2 separate regions of the Homo sapiens genome follow, and region 2 is linked to region 1. A link is an interaction called in ENCODE POLR2A ChIA-PET data of the cell type or tissue named here. Cell type or tissue: HepG2. All regions are shown on one strand.

Region 1 (2,500 bases):
AGTACAGGCGCCCGCAACCATTCCCAGCTAATTTTTGTAATTTTATTAGAGACAGGGTTTTGCCATGTTGGCCAGGCTGGTCTCAAACTCCTGACTGCAGGTGATCTGCCCACCTTGGCCTCCCAAAGTGCTGGGATTACAGGTGTGAACCACTGTGCCCGGCCTATACTGAGCTATTTTAAACTCTTTCCCACCCCTGTACTAAGTCTAAAATCCGGCGTATGTTTTACATCTTTATTCAGACTAGCCATATTCCAAGTATTCAACTGCCGCATGTGACAAGTGGCTGCCGTGTTGGACAGGACAGGTTAAATGTTTCCTTCATGTCCCAAAACCTGCATATTGTAAGTTTTTATTAAATATGCACCCCTGGGGTGCCCTGTCTCCTGCTGAGGAACCCTCCTGACAGCAGCACATGCTCTGCTTAGACCTTCTCTTCCAGTTTGAGCCCGTTTGGAAAAAGCCAATGTATTTTAACTTACTATATCCCATCCTTGTGCAAACATTGCCATGCCTTTGCAAGATCCATTGGCTTCAACATCGCTTTGACTTGCCTGCTTACACCAGATTTATGACCATAGGAAGAAAGTTACATTTTCTGGTTCTTTTTTGTTTTTTGTTTTTTTTGAGAGGGAGTCTGGCTCTGTCGCCAGTCTGGAGTACAGTGGCACGATCTCGGCTCACTGCAACCTCCGCCTCCTGGGTTCAAGTGATTCTCCTGCCTCAGCCTCCCGAGTAGCTGGGACTATAGGTGCGGGCCACCACACCCAGTTACTTTTTGTTTTTGTTTTTGTTTTTTTTTTGAGATGGAGTCTCACTCTGTTGCCAGGCTGGAGTGAGGTGGCGCAGTCTTGGCTCACTGCAACCTCCACCTCCTGGGTTCAAGCAATTCTCCTGCCTCAGCCTCCTGAGTAGCTGAGACTACAGGCACGTGCCACCACACCCGGCTAATTTTTTGTATTTTTAGTAGAGACGGGGTTTCACCGTATTAGCCAGGATGATTTCGATCTCCTGAGCTCGTGATCTGCCCGCCTCAGCCTCCCAAAGTGCTGGGATTACAAGCGTGAGCCACCACGCCCTGCCTATTTTTGTATTTTTAGTAGAAACAGGGTTTCACCATGTGGGCCAGGATGGTCTCCATCTCTTGACCTCGTGATCCGCCTGCCTCGGCCTCCAAAAGTGCTGGGATTACACGCGTGAACCACCGCACCCGGCCTTCTGTCTTAATTTTCACAAAAGTATTTGGCCCCAAAGGCAGCCGATGCAGGGGCAGAGTGTGAATGTCACAGGAGCCTCTGTACCTGTGACTCTTCCCACCCAGGCCCCGCCCCGCTGGGGGTGGCAGCCCTGTGGCCTTTGCAGCCAAGCAGCATGAGTCATCTTGGTCACTTGTTAAACCTTAGCTTCAGACTCAGAGCCGCTTTTGTTTTTCAGTTGAATCGGCAGCCCCGGACACACACATACCCCACCACACACCCACACACAAGCACGCGCGCGCACATGCGCAGCCAACCAGGCTTAGTTCTTAAGTGGGAGAACATATTGTTTGTCATAATTAATGTCACATTCCTGAACCTGGCCTTTCTCTGCCACCCTAGGGGCTGATGGTCTCTGTCTGGGAAGCCCTGTATGCTATCAGTTAGGGCGGGAGGTTGGGGAAGAATTCAGATCCGACCAAAGGAACAAGGCAGGAATTCATCCTCCTGTGACTGAAGGGACGTCCACAACCCAAACAGGGCCCCACTATTCCAGCCAGGGCGGCAGAGCCTCTCCTTGTCCTCCCACCCAGGGTTGGAGATTTAAGTCTCCATACGTCTCAATTCACTTCTTAACCCCAGTGGTTCTCAACCATGGCTGCATGTTAGACTCACTCAGGGAGCTTAAAAAATTTCTGATGCTCAGGTCAAAAACCAGACCAATTAACTCAGAACCTTTGAGGCCTTTACTCTTTGACCAGGTAGATTTATGATTTACAGGCTCAGATGGAGCCATACGCTCCGTCCAGCAGTCCTTCAGTACTCTGGGGTCCACAGCCCCAACAGTTTCCAGGCCCAAGAACAGTGATTGGACACCCCCACTGCTCTCTGGGCCCCCTCTGTCCTTCCTCAGTCAGTGTGGTTGAGAAAGTGCAGGGAAAGGAACACTCCTTTTCTCCCACTTCAGAGAAAGCTAGCAGCGTCCCCACCACTGCTGGCCACACACCCTGTGACCTCTGTGCTTTGCTCCGTATGCTTTTTCCTCTGTCTCATTCTCAAATGTTTAGTCTGTTTGTTGGTCTTTTCTTCTTCAGCTTATGAACATCCTTGTGTCACTACCACCTAAAAAACCCAAATCCTTATCTCCATTCTGTCTCCCCTTCAACTTAGTACCTACCTCTTAGCTTAGTGGCTTCTTCTTCTTCTTTTTTTTTTTTTTTGAGACAAGGTCTCGCTCTGTCGCCCAGGCTGGAGGGCAGTGGCGCAATCACGGTTCACTGCAGCCTCGAACTCCCAGGCTAAAG
Region 2 (2,500 bases), 180 kb after region 1:
GGCACAAGCGAAGATGAGCCCGTCTATGAAAACAAGACCACAGTAGCATTTGAGAGTTTCACAGTGGGCCAGAAGCACCCCAGGCAGAATGAGTTCTCAAAGAGTGTGAAGTTGCCCAGGCCTTGCGATGGCAAATGCTACCAATGACCTTTTGCTGAATAAACATATTTTGAACCAGACAACTCTGGTGAAAACCAATGAGAAGCAAAATCCAAGGTTTTCGAAGCTAAGTCTATTGATAATACAAGTGCTGGGGTAGGGAATAATATCTGCTATTATATAGTCATTCACATGTGTAAATACTATATACAGTAATGGTCCCTGACTCATGATGGTTCAACTTACAATTTTTTAAATTTATAATGAGTTTATTGAAGTATTAAATGCATATTAGACTTGGGATGTTTTTTATTTATGATGGGCTTCTTGAGACATAACCCCATCATAAGTCAAGGAGCATATATATCTGTGGAGTTATTTGTTGAAGCTTTATTTGTAATAGCAAAGATTGAAACAACCCAAATGACCACCCAGGAGGGAACTGGTTAAATAAATTATGCTACATCCACACCGTGTAGTACTATGTAGCTATCAAAAAGAATGAGAATGTGCTTTATGTCCTATTAGGAAAGATTTTCCAGATATATTGTTAAGTGGAGAAAAGCAAGATTCCAAACTGTGAGTATACCATGCTATCTTAAAGATGGAGGAAAACAAGAATCTATATTCATGTTTTCTTGTATGTAGACAAACTCTGGAATGACACATAAGAAACTGGCTGGGCAGGGAGAAGGCAAGGAACAGTCAGACAGAGATAAGGAAGGAAGTGATGGGGGTTTTTACTGAGTCATTTTTTATACTTTTTGTTCTTGGAGTATGTCAGACTGATGCAATGGCACGGAGTGGGAGAGGGAGAAGGGCTGGATGAAGCAGCAGCCACGGCAACTGACTGAAGAGAGAGCACGAGAGTTGCTCCAACTGAGAAATTTACATTTCCTTGAAATGGTTTGTGCTTTATTCTAGAACCTGGAAAATTCTATGAATGTAAGAAGCAGCTGAGATTTGGGGGTTTTGCTTAAGCTTACCACCTCCTTAAAGCCTTCCCAAGCCATCCTAGCTCACAGTGATTCCTCTATTTTCTAAGCACCACTTAACTGTTTATATTATTCACTGGGAAGTTCACTGTACTGCCTGACTTGTTTCATATTTCTTACTTAACCATTCATTGCAGTCTCCTTAGAAAGTCAGGATTGCAGCTTAATCATTGCTGTGCTGTCACCGTGCCTCAAACACACACATGCTTAATAAGTGTTTGCTGAATGGATTATGTCATCTATTCAACTAGACTTTAAGCTTCTAGAGGACAGAGTCCATCTCTACTGCATCTTTGCACCTTCAGCAGTGCTCAGAGTCTTCAGGTTTTAGATAACATTCATTGCCCACACACAACCTACTTGGAGCAGAGTTCCCTGGGGTCTAGGAGGCTCCCCTCCAGCTGAATTGGGAAACAATGCAATGCCTTATAGGTTTGCCCTTTTTCCTCTTAAGAATTGTACTGTAATAGCAAAAGTTGAAAATATAGACCAAAGAAAGGAAATGGCTTCAGAAAGCTATAGGACAGGTGAATATGCATGATATTAATGTAAGAAGTCAATTCACACTCTCCAGGGAGACTTCAGGATGTTCCCCTAAGGCAGGGCTAGTAAGCAAGGCATTAGACTTCCTTCCTTCTGAGCCTCCTGCCTCTTCTAGGTCATGAGGAAGTTGTCCTAAACTCTCCAAGGGTGCTCTAAGGCTTGGCAAGCTTGGGGAGTACAGCATTCATTTCTGAGCTAGGAAGAGGTAATAGCACAAGGGCTTTACTATTTTGTAAGTCTTTCACTTCTTCTGAAAAACCTGTCCATGTGGCAGAGTCAGAGCAAAGACTCATGTTACAGGTGTGCTCCTCCCACTACTGCATGTGGTGGGGACCAGGGAAGGGAAGAAAACTTGTATGTAAAATATACTTGTTCATCTTGGATAATATTCTTCAAAAAGAGCCATGAAAATAGATCATGTTATTAGAAACACTATGAGAAAGTATAATTTATACATTTATAAATTTGTCTATTTCTTGCCATAAAACTTATAGACTAATTTTCTTTTTTTGTTTTTTTTTTTTTTTTTTTTTTTTGAGACAGAGTTCTTGCTCTTGTCGCCCAGGCTGGAGTACAGTGCCGTGATCTCAGCTCATGGCAACCTCTGCCTCCCAGGCTCAACAGATTCTCCTTCTTCAGCCTCCTGAGTATCTGGGATTACAGGCGCCCGCCACCACGTCCGGCTAATTTTTGTATTTTTAGCAGAGATGGGGTTTCACCATGTTGGCCAGGCTGGTCTCGAACTCCTGACCTCAAGCAATCTGCCTGCCTCAGCCTCCCAAAGTGCTGGGATTACAGGTATGAGCTAATTTTCCAATTAGAAGAAAAAGTTCAAAAATTAAAATTATATTTAGATATTTTTC

Evidence for each region. ChIA-PET counts read pairs that join two places held together with the same protein. Peaks named below come from ENCODE experiments on the same cell type or tissue, not always from the same donor. Only the 100,000 strongest peaks of a DNase experiment are listed, where the experiment ranks them.
Region 2: POLR2A ChIA-PET joins it to region 1 with 6 read pairs; 4 of 35 experiments call an interaction of 5 or more read pairs at or near these places.

Annotation. Positions count from the first base shown.
Region 1 is chr2:70,107,906-70,110,405 of GRCh38, reverse strand. No RefSeq gene overlaps it. Among named protein-coding and RNA genes, the nearest start is that of LINC01816, 16 kb to the left of the region's middle. In HepG2, no CTCF peak of the experiment used is centred here; DNase peaks (open chromatin) are centred at 1,405 and 1,915; H3K4me3 peaks cover 1,081 bases.
Region 2 is chr2:69,932,874-69,935,373 of GRCh38, reverse strand. MXD1 (MAX dimerization protein 1) reads right to left here. Exons shown (of 6, transcript NM_002357.4): 4 at 1-23. It also overlaps a transcript of ASPRV1 not described here. Among named protein-coding and RNA genes, the nearest start is that of MXD1, 19 kb to the right of the region's middle. In HepG2, no CTCF peak of the experiment used is centred here; DNase peaks (open chromatin) are centred at 1,323 and 1,923.